Linked DNA regions of Homo sapiens: region 2 is linked to region 1. Evidence: chromatin loops called from intact Hi-C (ENCODE). Cell type or tissue: GM12878. All regions are shown on one strand. Each heading gives the region's core, and the rest is flanking DNA. Links, peaks and the distances in the headings are about the cores only. Region 1 has its middle 37 kb from the start of PAPSS1. Region 2 overlaps RPL34-DT (RPL34 divergent transcript).

Evidence for each region. Peaks named below come from ENCODE experiments on the same cell type or tissue, not always from the same donor. Only the 100,000 strongest peaks of a DNase experiment are listed, where the experiment ranks them.
Region 2: it touches region 1 in a loop (6-fold over the local background); 11 of 110 quality-filtered maps call a loop at or near these places.

Annotation. Positions count from the first base shown.
Region 1 is chr4:107,752,999-107,761,481 of GRCh38, forward strand. No RefSeq gene overlaps it. Among named protein-coding and RNA genes, the nearest start is that of PAPSS1, 37 kb to the left of the region's middle. In GM12878, for the core only: a CTCF peak has its summit at 5,086 (motif pointing right); no DNase peak of the experiment used is centred there.
Region 2 is chr4:108,567,616-108,576,098 of GRCh38, forward strand. All of the region lies in intron 1 of RPL34-DT (RPL34 divergent transcript), which reads right to left. Among named protein-coding and RNA genes, the nearest start is that of RPL34-DT, 49 kb to the right of the region's middle. In GM12878, for the core only: a CTCF peak has its summit at 5,103 (motif pointing left); a DNase peak (open chromatin) is centred at 5,076.

The DNA.
Region 1 (8,483 bases), core at 145-8,144:
GGTCACAAGTGAGTGAAACAATTCAAATGCAATTAAGACGAAAGTGTCTTTATAGGCATAAAGAACTGAAAAGTTTAGATGTAGTACAAACTTCTAACACAGCTGGTTTGAATGCTCAGAAGACATGAGGATTGTTTCTATGAATCCCTCAGCTCTCCGTCCATCTGTGTCAGCTTTACTCTGGAAAAAGTTTTTAATGAGGAATATCAGTTTGGCCCGCAGCTGTTCCAGGCTGCCATCCTAGACTAAAAACTTCAGCAGAAAGACAGGAACCAGAGAGATGCAGGTCTGTCATGCTAGGAGGTGTCCAGGGACTGCATCTTATCTTTCTGTCCTTGACAATAAACCCACCTATTCTAGAACTTATCACAAGGCTGGGGTGAGGGCAGTGTATGGAATGTTCTGACTGGCCAGACTAAGCCACAGGTCTTCTGGAACTTGGGGAGGGGCTGCACAGTAGGAGATGTTATTCCCACACAAATGATAAGAAAAGATGGAAAATGGAATAATTCACTAAGGAAAGTTGGAAGTTCTTCTACCAATATTGGGAGGGATAAATACTTGACAAATAGCACCTTCATATTAACCTGCTTAATTTCTTTCTTAGAAGGGTATACAATAGGATGGGGTGGGAAGATTCAGTTATTTGTACTTGATAGTTATTTGAATTCTAGAGAAGGGAGAGTTTATTCAGTTAAAAAAAAAGTAGATTCAAGAAAAGTTTAAGGACTGTGGAAAAGATAACTAGCTCTCAGGGACAGTAGCAAAGAGCAACTGGCCAAAAAATCATACTACTGAAGTTTTACAGTTGATTTCCTTTGCCTTTTCTGACCTAGCATCACCTTTTGAGCACCCTTTCCACATCTAGGCAACTTTCTGCCTTTTAATCCACCTCCACATGGTAGAAGCCAGAAAGCTCACTTTGCCACACTCACTTGCGGCGAAGCTACAGGCATATAACCTAGGCTACCCCAATCACACACACCCATGTGAGACATCATCCCAGAAATGAGCTACATGGCAAGGCAGGAGCTGAAGGAAATCCACATTTTGGCATAGGTAGCTGCTGAGATGTCATCTCTCAAGGTCAGAATGACAGAATTCCTGATGTTTCATATCCAGAGTGAGTGGTGTATGCTTTAGTGTCCAGTTGCATCAGAGCCTTTACTGCCACAATCTCACAATGTGGTTAGAGCATTGTTTCTGACTGCATAGCCTCCAAACCCAACTCTTTAACCCTCCAAAGACTCTCTGAGCTATCTAATATTCCTTAAGAAATATCCTTTTTCTGCTTAAACTAGCAAGAATCTTAATTTGTAAACAAAGACCCTAATTGAAACAGTGACTGTATCAAATTTCTAGGGCTGCCATTACAAACTACCACAGAGTAAGTGGCTTAAACAACAGAAATTTATTTTCTCATAGGTATGGAGGCTAGAAGTTAGAGATCAAGGAGTCTTCAGGGTTGGTTTCTTCTGAGGCCCCTCTCCTTGTCCAGGTGGCCATGTTCTCCCTGTGTCCTCACATGGTTTTCCCTCTGCAGCCATCTGTGTCCAAATTTCCACTTCTTATAGGGACGCTAGTCATATTGGATTAGGACTCACTCTAATTACCTCTTTAAAAACGCTGTCTCCAAATACAGTCACATTTTGAGGTACTGGAGGATTAAGACTTCAACATATAAATCTGGCAGAGACACAGATCAGCTTGTAACAGTGACCATAACTGTACCAGAGATAACAAAGAGGACCAAGATTTGCAGAGAAGAAATTTACCGTTGCTATCAAAGAAGTTAATGTACATACTCTACAAATGAAAGAGGAGTATTAAAATATTTATATTGGAAAGACAAATTTATGTACTGAAATTTACCACAAGTATAGCATGGTGTAAAAGAGAAAACTGAGCAATCGTTAGATGAGTTTACCAGTGCAGACACTAGATCCTAATAATAAAATTGGGTCAAAATTATTTGGATAGTTGACTAAACTTTATATTGAATGTTATACAGTGACCCCAACCTAAATTCTGTACTTACTGTAGGAATAAGTATAGCCCTCCTAGATTAAGAACACGGACATTGGACAGTCTCTTGGTTTACACAAATCACAGTTTTGCCACTTACCAGCTTTGCAAGTTTTCTGTACCTCAATTTTCTCATTTGTAAAATGGGAGTAATTAACGGCATAATTTTAAAAGTCAAATATGCATTATATGCAAAACATTTATAATACCTGGCTGATAATGGTTTGGATTTGTGTCCCCACCCAAATCTCATGTTGAATTGTAATCCCCAATGTTGGAAGAGAGTCCTGGTAGGAGGTGATTGGATCATGGGGGAGGATTTCCCCCTTGCTGTTCTCATGATAGTGAGCGAGTTCTCACAATATCTGGTTGTTTAAAGGTGTGTAGCACCTCCCCCTTCACTCTCTTCCTCCTGCTCTGGCCATGTAAGATATGCCTCCTTCCTCATCACCTTCCGTCATGATTGTAAGTTTCCTGAGGCCTCCCTAGCCATGATCACTGTACAGCCTGTGGAACCATAAGCCAAATAAACCTCCTTTTTTTTTTTTTTTAAATAAATTACCCAGTCTCAGGAAGTTCTTTATAGCAATGAGAGAATGGACTAATACAGAAAATTGGTACTGGGAGTTGGGCATTGCTATAAAGATACCTCAAAATGTGGAAGTAGCTGTGGAACTTTTTAATGGGCAGAGGTTGGAACAGTTTGAAGAGCAAAGAAGAAGACAGGAAGATGAGGGAAGGTTTGGAACTTCCTAGAGACCTGTTAAAAATGCTGGTAGTGATATAAACAATGAAGTCCAGGCTGTGGTGGTCTCAGCTGGAAATGAAGAACTTATTGGGAACTGGAGCAAAGGTCACTCTTGCTATGCTTTAGCAGAGAGACTGGTGGCATTGTGCCGCTGCTCTAGGAATCTGTGGAACTTTGAACTTGAGAAAGATGATTTAGGGTTTCTGGCAGAAGAAATTTCTAATCAGCAAAGCATTCGAGATGTGGTTTGGCTGCTTCTAACAGAATGGGCTCATATATGTGAGCAAAGAGATTATCTGAAACTGAAACTTATATTTAAAAGGAAGAAGAGCGTAAGAGTCTGGAAAATTTGCAGCCTGACCATGTGCTAGAAAAGAAAAAAAAAATTTGTTTGCGGGGGAAATTCATGCCAGCTGCAGAAATTTGCATAAGTAAGGAGGAGCTGAATGTTAATAGTCAAGACAATGGGGAAAATGCCTCAAAGGCATTTCAGAGAACTTCAAGGCAGCCCCTCCCAATACAAGTCCAGAGGCCTAGGAGGGAAGAGTGATTTTGTGGGCCAGGCCCAGGACTCCATTACTCTGTGCAGCCTGAGGACTCTGCTTCTTGTATCCCCACTGCTTCAACTCTAGCCATGGCTAAAAGGGCCCCAGATATGTCTAAGGCTGCTGCTCCAGAGGGTGCAAGCCTTAAGCCTTGGCTTCCACGTGGTGTTAAGCCTGTGGTACACAGAGGGCAAGAGTTGAGGCTTAGCAGCCTCCACCTAGATTTCAGAAGATGTATGGAAACACCCGGATGTTCAGGCAGAAGTTCAGCTGCAAAGGCAGAGCCCTCGTGGAGAACCTCTACTGGGGCAGTACAGAGAGGAAATGTGGGATTTGAGCCCTCACACAGAGTCCCCACTGGGCCACTCCCTAGTGGAGCTGTGAGAAGAGGGCCACTGTCCTCCAGACCCCAAAATGGTATATCCACCAATAGCTTGCACCATGCACCTGGAAAAGCCACTGGCACTCAACGCCAGTCCATAAAACCAGCTGAGGGAGCTGTACCCTGCACAGCTACAGGGGTAGAGCTGCCTAAGGCCTTGGGAGCCCACCCTTTGCATTAGTGTGGCCTGCATGTGCAACATGGACTCAAAGGGGATTATTTTGGACCTTTGAGATATAATTACAGCCCTGCTGGGTTTCAGACTTACATGGGGCCTGTAGCCACTTTGTTTTGGCTGATTTCCCCTTTTTGGAATGGGTGTATTTACCCAATACCTGTATCCCCATTGTATCTTGGAAGTAACTAACTTGTTTTTTATTTTACAGGCTCATAGGTGGAAGGGGCTTGCCTTGTCTTGGATGAGACTTCAGACTGTGGGCTTCTGAGTTAATGCTGAAATGAGTTAAGATTTGGGGACTGTTGAGAAGGGATGATTATATTTTGCAATGAGAAAGACAATATTGGGAGGAGCCAGGGGCAGAATGATATGGTTTGGCTCTGTCACTACCCAAATCTCATGTCAAATTGCAATTCCCATGTGTCAGGGGAGGGGCCTGGTGGGAAGAGATTGGATCATGGGGGCAGATTTTCCCTTATTGTTCTTGTGATAGTGAGTGAGATCTCTCACGATATCTGCTTGTTTAAAAGCGTGTAGCTCTTCCCCCTTTGCTCTCTTCCTCCTGCTCTGGCAATGTAGGACATGCCTGCTTCCTTTTCGCTTTCCTCCATGATTCTAAGTTTCGTAAGGCCTCTCTAGCCATGCTTCCTGTACACTCTGTGCAACTGTGAGCCAATTAAACCTCTTTGCTTTATAAATTACCTAGTCTCAGGAAGTTCTTTATAGCAATGCAAGAATGGACTAATACATGGGCATTCACTAAACACTCAACAAATCGTGGTTATTACTACCTAAAACAAACTAAATTCCTTCAGAAGTTGTAAACATCCAATATATTTTATTCTTTTTAATTTCCCATCCAATACATTTCCATGACTAATTGCAGTATTTTCCTACCATTTCAAAGATTTTTCTCCCAACCTTCCCCTCATGTTCTTTATTTACCCTAAATGATCCTGGGCATTTGCTACTTTCTCATTCTAGTGCTTTCCTCATTCACAGCTGTCTTCACATGTATAGATACATAATCATTAGTAACCTCTTCCTTTCTTCCCTAAATTTTTAAAACTCTCCTCAGTTACCTCAGGAAATTCCTTCTTGATCTCTGGTTCCAATTTTAAAGAGTCAAGATCCAGTTATATTTTGAAGTAACCTTTTTATATTACACGAATTTTATGGGAATAATTCTAAAGGTGAACACTAGATGGCAACATTTTTAAATTTTGCTGTTCTAAAATCTAGTCTGATAGATGGCAAATGCTGAGAGCCTCCAAATAGGAGTATATAGTTCTTTAGTTTCTTAAACATTTTTTCCTTCTAGTTTTTAAACATCAGATAAGCTTTTAGATCTCTCCATAAAGGAACTGTATGGTGTTTAATTCTTAAAAATAAAGCATTTCTTTTTTATATCTTATATAATCCCTTTTTATATCTTATATAATCGTTCTAAAATATTTTCTAATTTTATTTTTTCCTTAAAATAACAAATCTAAGCTGTATCTATTTATTAATTGTGCCATATTCTGTTTAAGGTATTTTCAGTAGTTTAGTTCTTTGAAATAATAAGCTTTTATTTAATTTTACAGAGAGCTAGAGATGATATTTTATATAATATATATAACAGAGGTATACATACTTTTTCCTTTCCTCATGTGTTTTCTTATGGAAATTTGAGCTCAGAGACTAAAAATAACAGGTGAGAATTTCCTGTCATGAGGATGAGGAAGAGTAGGGGTGTAGTTTCTACGAAAAAGTAATTGTTTTGCAAATCTTCTAATTTTCCTTAGGAAGTGAAAATGTGAACTGGGATTTCATTCCTGGTAAAAATGTAAAATTCTTTAAATAAAAATATACCTTATTATAAAAATATATTTTACACTAAGGAGCTTTTAATACAAAACATCACTTAGGACTCCAAGACCAAAATGGACAAAGAATAGGAACGATAAAGAAGACATGCAAAAAGCTAATTACCACATGAAAAGGTTAAAAATCACTAGCAGTTTTACAAAGCAAGAATCAAATGCTCTTTTGCCTTTAAGTTTAGCAAAAATAAAAACAATGTTTGCTGTCTTCCCCTCCCCATTATCAGACTGAATATTCAAAATATTGTAGTAACAGCCTGAGTTCAAATCCCAGCTCAGAATTCTACCTATCTATCTGGACTTGGTCCAATTTTTTTACTTCTCTCCACTACAGTTTCCTAATCTGTAAAACAGGACTAGTTAGCAAAATGAGGATTAAATATGTTAATCCATGTAAAGTTTAAAAAAGGGTACCTGGGCTGGGCATGGTGGCTCACGCCTGTAATCCTAGCACTTTGGGAGGCCGAGGTGGGCATATCACAAGGTCAAGAGATCGAGACCATCACGGCCAACATGGTGAAACCCTGTCTCCACTAAAAAATACAAAAATTAGCTGGGTGTGGTGGTTGGCACCTGTAATCCCAGCTACTTGGGAGGCTGAGGCAGGAGAATCACTTGAACCTGGGAGGTGGAGGTTGCAGTGAGCCAAGATTGCGCCACTGCACTCCAGCGACAGAGCGAGACTCCGTCTTAAAAAAAGAAAAAGTACCTGGTTGGCATGATGATATTTTGAATACACTGAGTTAAAGAGAATATATTATTAATTTTGTAAGAATACCTGGCATATATGTGTTTACCTAATATATGTACCAGTTATATTAGCATTGTATAAATATTACATAGTATAAATATTATAATTTTATTCCAGTGGTGGATTGGGTATAGAATGTTTAAAAAAATAAACAACAGAACTATAAAGATAAGTAGACAAAAAAGGCTACAGAAATATTATTAGAAAAAGAAACAGAAGGATCTTCTAGAAATGTAACTGTTTAATTTTTTAATCAATAAACAGATTAAACAGGTTTTAAAGGTATTTAGAAATAAACTGAGCATCAATAATATTCACAATCATAAATAAACTTAACTCACTATTAAATGGTTGATTGTCCAGTTGTATTTAAAAAATCCAGCTAAATACTGTTTAGAATACGGGGACATAAAACATAAGGACATAGTAAAAAGTTAGTAAAAAGATATACCTGACAGATATTAACCAAAAGAAATCTTGATGGAATATTAGTATTGAAACAAGTTTATGACCAAAAATATAAAAACAAAAACAAATCACCCCAAAACATTATTAAGGAAAACTAAGTTCACCAAGAAGCTTTAATGATTTCAGTTTTGTATGTGCTTGATAAAAGAGCCTTAAAAATATAAAGCAATAATTGATAGAATTACAGGAAGAAATGGACAACTCTACCATATAATGGAAGATTTCAATATTCATTCACTCATCTTATTCAACAACTATTTTTGAGTGTCTGCAGGCTAGGGACTCTTCTACTCACTGGGAAGAAAACATAAAAATCCTTACCTTTTTGAAGCCTAGATTATAATGGAAGGAGAGAGAAAATATATACAAATACTTAAATATAGTATAACCTTATGGAAATATATCCAGGATAACATAAATTCTAAAACTATAAAATGGATGTTTCGCTCCCATCCACCACTCTATCCTACATGTAGAACAGATAGGGAGGAGGAATATTGCTTTTGTTCTGAGGTTGGGGGATGGAATAGGGTACATAATAGATAGGGCAGCCAGGCAGCAAACTAGCACAAAATCCACAGGAGAAGTGGAGTTCGAATCCCGCTTGCTCAGTAATTGCCCCATTCAATATTCCCAAACTGGGCCAACAAAATTTGCACTATCTAGCTAGGAATTTCCTGGAATCATTACTGCTTTCCTGACGTCCAGTCAACTACAGGCCCGGAATCAATCCCGTCAATATTTAGGTTGGAGTGGACAATCACCGCCGGGTGGTGCCAAACTGCTAGGACCAGGATTGATTCGCATAGTGAAGCAATATCTCCAGGACTGTGCACTCTCCTACTCATTTTATTAATTTCCCGCTGAAAAACAAGAAAAATAAATCAAAGATGAAAGGTTGGAAAGGAAGACAAAGGACTTCATTATTTTACAAATGATACAATAGTGTATACAAAAATTCCAAAGACAACCTACTAGAAGCAGTAAGTTTACCATATCATTGCTATGCAAAATTCAGCTGCATTTCTATAAAAATCTAACAAGTACTCAGTAAACATTTCTAGAGCATAACAAGCACAAAGAAAATTTAATGTAAAAAGAGATTCCATTTAAATAGCTCAAAAATAGAATACCTAAAATTAATTTAATGAATAATAATAAAGCCTGTACAGAAACGTTATGAAACGTTATTAAAATACACTCAGATCTAAATAGGCTGTGTTCATGGAAAGGAAAACTCAATTTTTTTCAAAGTCAGTTGTCCTCAAATTGATCAAGAGAGCTAATATAATCACAATCAAAATATCAATAGAAATTTTGTGAAACATGACAATTTCAACATAATTCTGAAATTTATGGAAAAGCAAGAATATCCATGGCATGCCTCAATTAAAAATGGAAACTTGGCCAACAAGATATCGAAACTAATGATGAAGCCATAATAATTCAGATAGTATTTTGGCATAGGGAAAAGCCAAATGACCAACTGAACGAAAGAGAGAACCCAGAAAGACCAAAGAA
Region 2 (8,483 bases), core at 188-8,187, 810 kb after region 1:
CTGTCCCAATCCTCTCCCCTCTGCCTCTCCCATCTGATCTCCCATTGCTTTCCTATCCATACTCCAACTCCAGCAAACACTGCTGATTTCCTCCCCCCAGCCATGGACTGCAGGGAAGGTGGGCCTTGCTGCAGCTGCAGAGGGAGAATCTTTATCCGTTTGGATCAGTCATGGTGTTCTCATTCCTCTTGCCATTGACTAGTGGAAGTATGGACACCTGATAGAATTTTGGCCAATTAGATGTGAGAGCAAGCCTTAGGAAGAGGAGGGAAGTATCTGAGAAAAACTTTTCCTCAGATATGGGATAAAGATAGGTAGAAAGAAATGGTCTCTCCTCCCACTGGATATTGCAGCATTTCCATGTGAGACATGGAGTTACTGCAGCCATCTGGCATGCATGAGGGGAGCTAAGCCAAAGCACTGAGAATGACTGAGGATGTACTGATCTGCAGAATTCATCAACCCTGTACACCCTAGTTAGAGAATTCATGCTATATGAGAGAATACAAATATATCTATACATATTTGATTTGGGCTTTTCTGTTATTTGCAACCCTAAGCAGCCTAACAGATATGCAAGAAACCTTGGCTGGGTGCAGTGGCTCACACCTGTAATCCCAGCACTTTGGGAGGCTGAAGCAGGAAGATTTCTTGAGCCCAGGAGTTCAGAACCAGCCTGGGTAACATAGGGAGAGTCTTTTTCCACTAAAAATTTAAAAACTAACCAGGCATGGTGGTACATGCCTGTGGTCCCAGCTACTCAGGAGGCTGAGGTGGGAGGATTGCTTGAGCCTAGGAGGTTGAGGCTGCAGTGAGCTAGGATCATACCACTGCACTCCAGCCTAAGTGGCATAGTGAAAACCTGTCTCAAAAAAGAAAGAAATCCCCCCCACCCCTGTGCAAAGGCCAATATATAATACTTATCCCAATAAAGTATGCATATCACAAATACATAGCTCACAACAATCTAAGTATACTTATATAACGCAGCACTGAAATAAAAATTAAACGTCATTAATATCTGAATAAAAAAGTTAAAACTAAAACCATTTTTTACCGAACAAATTGGCAAAGATGAAAGACTAATCTTTCTCTTGACTTGGATGTAGAAAAGTGTATTCCCATATGCTTTTGGTAAGAGTATAATTTGGCAACATGTATAAAAATATTAAACACAACAAATAAAAAAAACTTTTAAACATGCTTATCTTTTGATCCAAAAATTTCACTTCTAGGAATTTATCTTAAGGAAATAATCAAATGTACAAAGAGGCATGAGAATCTTTATTGCTGGTGTTTCACAGCAAATATTTGAAAATAATCCAAGTTACCTCCACAGAGGATTAAATAAATTTTTATATATCTTTAAAAAGATGAGATTTTCAGGAATTGACATGGAAAGCGGACCATGATACACTCTTCCATAAAATCAGCATGTTGCAAAATAATAAGTGTAGTATGAACCCACCTGTAGTACAGAAGGATATACATTAACTGTTAACAGAGGTCATTTCTGGGGCATAAAAGCATGGACAGTATTTACTTTGTACACCACTGTAGTATGTTACTTTTTGGATCAATAGGCACATGTTACTATTTCCATCACAAGTCACATTGAAAGAGCTGAGAACAAATACTCTGCAGATCTCTGGATAGATCCCCTATCCAACATACCAGTATCTTCTCCGCCCCAACTTCCCTGCCTGCCTTGCATGGGTCAGTGGCTCTCACCAGGTTGTCCATGAGCCTCTAGTAAGATACAGACATGGTTTAGTTAAGACATCGGGTTTCCATAGTAATCACAAAGAATTCACTGTAAAGATTAGAATTGATTATATAAATGGGAACTTTTATGTTTTATAACTTACTGTAAGAGGAATTATTTTTAAATTTCTATAAGGATTCCAACTATATGACATTCTGGAAAAGGCAAAACTATGAAGACAGTAAAAATAACAGTGGTTTTCAGTGGGTAGAGGGAGAGAGATGAATAGGAGGAGCATGGAGAATTTTTAAGACAATAAAACTATTCTGTGTGATACTACAATGATGGATGCATGTCGTTATACATTTCAAAACCCATAGAATGTACAACACCAAGAGTGAAAGTTAATGGAAATTATGAACTTTGGGTGATACCGATATGTCAATGTAGGTTCACTGATGGTAACAAATGTACTTCTATAGTGCAGGATGTTGGGGGAAGCTATGCATGTGTGGGGGCAGAGGGCATGTAAGAACTTTCCATTCTGTTTTGCTGTGAACCTAAAACTGCTCTAAAAACCCTCTGTGGCTAGGTGTGGTGGCTCACACCTGTAATCCCAGCACTTTGGGAGGCCGAGGTGGGCACAAGTCAGGAGTTTGAGACCAGCCTGGCCAACACGATGAAACCCTGTCTCTACTAAAAATATAAAAACTTAGCCGGGCATGGTGGTGCAGGAGAGGCTGCTACTTGGGAGGCTGAGGCAGGAGAATCGCTTGAACCCAGGAGGCACAGGTTGCAGTGAGCCAAGATCGCGCCACTGCACTACAGCCTGGGCAACAGACCAAGACTCTGTCTCAAAAAAAAAAAATAGGGTCTATTTTTTAAAAACTCCTATAAGCATAGAAATGTTCTTAGGACATGGGGTCTTTTATCTCTCTCACGTGAGAAAAATTGGTTAGTATGAGCTAAAACTGGACAGGTTCAAACTACTGGCTTATAGCATGTTTCTGAATGCCCGATGACCTTAGCAGCCTATACAACACCTCATCCTCTCGTACCTAGAACATTGTTCTTCCCAAAGATGTTTCCTACTTAGAGTTAAGTTTTTACCCAAAGCATCAGAGGAATAGACAAAATCAAATAGAAACAGTTTCAATCACTTGCAGTGTTTAAAATATTTATAATCCTTGCTATAGCCAAAGGCAGCCGGGCTAATTATTTACCAAGCAAGTGGAAATGATGTCCCGGGGGAGATGGCAGAACTGATACATCAATTGGCAGAAAGTCTAGTAGTTAGTAGGAGTTCAGGGAGTCTCAGGAGCATCTTGAAATGGCTCTGTTTTAGCCTCACATAAGAACTGGACCATCATGCTACAAATGACACATTTGCTACTCAAAAGATCAAAGGGTACCAGGAGGGCTTCTGTAGCTTGTCCTCAAGTTGATTTTCTGAGCATCTCTAATGAGCTGCAGTGAGAAAAATCTATGCTGTCTGGGGCTAGAAGGTCCCAAAATAGAAAGATTCTCTAAATTCCTGTAGAGAAATTTAATGGAGGTGAGAGATTATTGGGGCTCCACAAGGGCTTCGAATTTCTCAACTGAAAAGCTTTTTATTGCAAATGACAGGATTTTATGAGTTTTGCTAATTAGAAGACCAATTAAGCCTTACTTTAATTTTTTTCAAACAACACAGTAACATCTGGACTTCAAATTGGAACTCCCTCTCACTTCTCAAACATGACAGTTAATGGTTTAATTATATTCCAGAATTTTTCTATGTATATACATATGTACATGCTGGTATAGGCTACGTATTTAAATATCACATTACAATGCTGTTGCTCATTCCTAGCTCTGCTTGAAATGTCCACTGAATGACAGAAGTTTAGAGATTTGGTGCAAAGACCAACAGCCAGAACTCGGGTTGCCCAATGAGCTACTGTCGAGTGTTTACGTTCCTGATTTCCACCTCACATCAGTAATGACAACACTTCCTAAACACCACCAGCTGTATTTTCCAAGTTTGAAAACTCTAACCTATGTGCACTTTGCAAGTCAGAAACCTAGAGGTCATCCACCCCCTCCCTCACCACCATGTTTGATCCACAATAAAGTTCAGCCAATTTTATCTCCCTCTTTATTCATGTCTCTTCATTTTCATGATCACCATGGTGGTCCAAGCCACCACATTCTGCCACTCTCCCATCTGAACTGTGGCAGTAGCCTCCTCATGATCATGCCCTCTTCTAATCCATTCTCCACAAAATAGCTAGAGAAATCTTTTTTAAAAAATAAATCTATCCATATCACCACTTATCAAGAACTTTGCCTGGCACAGACAACAAAATCCAAACTCCATGCCACTGCCTTAAGTCCCTGTATGATATGACTCTGCCCCCCGTCCAGCCTCAGCCACTCACTCTCATTTCCCAGGCTCTAGTCACTCTGGCTTTCTACTCCTGGAGTGCCCATGTTCCCTCCTGGCTCAGACGTGTGGACCCTGTTGTTCTCTGTGGCTGGAGTATTTTTCCTCCACCCTCCCTACTTTGCCTAGTTAGCACCTATTCAGTTTTCAGATTTCAACTCAAACACCACTTTGTCAAGATAATTTTTGATGGTATGCCTGTGTGACTGTTTCATTAATGTCTCTGTTGCCCACTATACTGTAGGCTGCATGCAGGTGGTTCTGTTTTAGTACCTGGTTTCCCCAGAAACTAACAATGTGCCTGCCATATGGCAGGAATTGGAATGTGAATTGCTAACAATTAAAGGACTGGTGCACGTAAAGCTGTTGGATCTTCTGGTTTAAAAAAAAAAAAAAAAAAAGCAGGAGTAGAAACTTCTTCTCAACTTCAGAGACTACCCATATACAAAAGCCCAGCTTCAGGCTGTGCTCTGTTCAGCTTGGCTTTGCCTGGATGGGCAGAAATGACAGTACACATGTGGACAGAGGTACTGATTCTCCCTTTTCAAGATGGAAAGACGGCCAGGCACAGTAGCTCATGCCTGTAATCCCAACACTGTGGATGGCTGAGGCGGGCAGATCACTTGAGGTCAGGAGTTCAAGACCAGCCTGGGCAACATGGTGAAACCCCATCTCTACTAAAAATACAAAAATTAGCTGGGTGTGGTGGCGGGTGCCTGTAATCCCAGCTACTCAGGAAGCTGAGGCAGGAGAATCGCTTGCACCCAGGTGGTGGAGGTTTCGGTGAGCCAAGATCACGCCACTGCACTCCAACCTGAGTGACAGAGGGAGACTCCGTCTCAAAACAAACAAACAAAAAAAAAGATGGAAAGATGACTTTTCAAAGGTTTATTTTCAAAAAAATATGTACTGGCGAATTGAGTTGGAGAAACAAACCAGTCATCAGTAATTACTTTTCCATCCTTTGGCGCCCTCTATTGACAATAAACTCAATTGCGGTAAAATTATACCAACACCTTCTACAGCTAGGAAATCTATGAGGTGGGTTCTTCTTCAAACAGATTCACGGTGAATTCAGTCTTTGGGAAAATCTGACTCCTCTTTCATCAAAAACATGGGTTCGTGTGTCTAAATTTTGTGTGTGTGTGTGTGTGTGTGTGTGTGTGCGTGTGTGTGTGTGTGTTGAGACGGAGTCTCGCTCTATCGCCAGGCTGGAGTGCAGTGGCGCGATCTCGGTTCACTGCAACCTCCACCTCCCAGGTTCAATTGATTCTCCTGCCTCAGCCTCCCGAGTAGCTGGGACCTAAACTTTTTTTGCCACATTTTTAGGCAACTGTATCTGGCCAATGTTAGAACTCAGAGCAAAATTATGGTAAAATATCTTTGTCTCAACTCTCAGCAAGAATCATCCTTAGGCTGCCTGTATGGGAAATACACTCCACACAGAGCTGCCAGATTGTCTTTTATTTTTCTCACCTGGACAAAATATTAGATCTATACTAGAAACAAGGACGAAGCAAATATTTAAATACAATATGTACTTTAATATTTTTTCCAAATGATTTAGTTTCAAAATAAATAATGTTAGTCCTTTTCCAAACACATGGAAAATGGATAAATCAGTAAAAAAGAATAGAAGAGGCTGGGCGCGGTGGCTCACTCTTGTAATCCCAGTACTTTGGGAGGCCGAGGCAGGCGGATCACTTGAAGTCAAGGAGTTTGAGACCAGCCTGGGCCAAAAGGTGAAAGCCCATGTCTACTAAAAATACAAAAATTAGCCAGGTGTGGTGGTGGGCACCTGTAATCCCAGCTACTTGGGAGGCTGAGACAGGAGAATCGCTTGAACTCAGAAGGTGGAGGTTGCAGTGAGCCGAGATGGCGCCACTGCACTCCAGCCTGGGTGACAGAGCAAGACACCGTCTCAAGAAAAAAAAAAAAAGGACAGAAGAATGGATGAATCAGACAGCACAGGTTAAGCACAATGCCCAGTCTATAGCAGCTTCTGGTAAATGCTAGTTCCAGTGTCACCTCCATTCTGGCTCTGCCACCAACTAATTGACCTTGAAAAGTCATTAAACTCTCTGGACCTCACTTTCTTCATCCGTAAAATGAAAGTGTTGAATTATGTGATCTCTGAGAGCCCTTCTCATCTGTAATTCTATATTTCTAAACCCACCCCCTATATCCTTTGGTTTCCCACCACACCACAGTTTCCAGAAAGGAAAGCAGAAACTCTCCATTGATTCCTACACTGTCAATTATGTTCTATGATCATCAACTCTGTATAAAGACGTGAGGACACACAGATGAATATGTTACTGTCCCTGACCTCTGGAAGCACATAGCTAAATGGTGTAATTCACTATAACACGTATAGGAAGAGCTATGTTTGAGTTACGAACAAATGCTGTGGTAACACATTGGACAGTACTATCACAGAGTTCATAAAATGATTGTTTTAATTTAGCAAATTCGATCAAAAATCAATTGAGTCGTGTGCTTGGCATTACCCCAACGATATAAGTAATAAGTTGGATTTTTCTCTTTTTGACCCTATGCTCTAGGTTTCACTTGGGTATAGCCTAAATATCTAAGAAGAAATGAAAATGGTGCTAAAACTCATCCCTCCTTTTCGGAAGCATGGCTTTATTAGAAAAATCAGCTGTAGAAGTTGTGTCTTGATCTACTTACTGTGGACTTTCCTGAGAACAGCAAGTCCTCTTGCCAACATTTGCCATGCAGATACCAGACTGTGAGTTGAAAGTCTGTACAAAGCAATTTCCAGTGGAAGCAAAGCCATCAGATCCCCTGCAGGCATAGTCAGCAGTATCTCTTTCAACTCACCCGGTCTCAGTGCTGCCCATGGTCCACAAAATAATTCATTTCCACCTCAGCTGCTGAGACCTAAAATTCCCCTATTCTACTTCAACTCTTTGCAAATTGGAACTCATGCTGGTTCCATTTGCTAATGGTGACCACGGCCAGTCCCTCCAAATTCCTGTGTTGACGGACAAAGGCATAACTAAATTTTACCAAACCCTGGAGCTGTTTAGTGTTTTAGGACTCTGAAGCATTTATTTCTGTCCCACATAGAAGCTATTCTCTGCTATGAAATAGAAAGATTTCTTAAAAGAAAGCGTTTGATGACCTAGTTGGTGAAAACAGAAATGATTAAAACTTAGGCAAATAATCCACATATTGCTATTACCTTAATGATTAAAACATGCAGCTCATTAATTTAACCTGACAGTGGGCCCTTTTGTGGGTAGACAACTCATACGTAATGTCTTACTGCAGCTGAAGAGACTTGTCCCATGCCAAGCCTGGCTCCCCATTTCTTTTATTACTGAGAAGGCATTGGTACAATCCAAAATGATTAAAGCAATAGAGATTGAATTGCAGACAAAGAACATCAGACTGGATCAGGAATGGGAAAATAAAACTCCAAACAAGAATGAGACTCAAGGGACTAATGATCAAAGCATTCAAGTTTCCCTTTTTAAAAAAAAAAAAAAAAAGCTGGAATATTCAACTTTCTACTTTATGACACCTCAGAAAAAAAGTTTACATCATCTATTAATACAGTAATGCTTTTTATCTGGGAGGAGTTCTTCCAGGATTCCTAAAAGAGAACCCTTTATATATATATATATGAAATCTTCCAGGATGCCTAAAAGAGATTTTAGGATTTTAGGAATCTTCCAGGATTCCTAAAAGAGAACACTTTATATATATATATATGTATATAACATATATACACATATATGTTATATATTTATATATATGTTTTATACATATATATATATAGAGAGAGAGAGAGAGAGAGAGAGTACAAAATATGTCAGAGGTGTAAGAAAACTAATGAAACAAAGTTCCTGGATCCAATTCTCCTTGTCCATAGCTACTCCTTGTATGAAACTGGAGAAACTCTTGAACTTCTTTATTGGTAATGATTATTAGTGGAATGGCATCTAACCCATTTAATTATGAATCACAAGAGATCAGCAAAATTTACATGACACAAAAATTACAGAAAAATAAAAGAAAAAATCTTCAAGATTTACTGCCTCCATATGCCTCCATATACCTAACCCATGAAAAAGGAAATTTTCTCATTATAATTATTTCTTTGCACAAAACAAAAGCAAATAATTCAAACCTCCTTATCATTCAAAAAGCAAAGAGTATTTTCTATTGCTAATAGTCAACATTTTAAATACCCATCTTAGGCTGGGTGCGGTGGCTCATGCCTGTGATCCCAGCACTTTAGGAGGCCAAGGCAGACGGATCACTTGAGAACAGGAGTTCGAGACCAGCCTGGGCAACATGGTGAAAACTCATCTCTACTAAAAA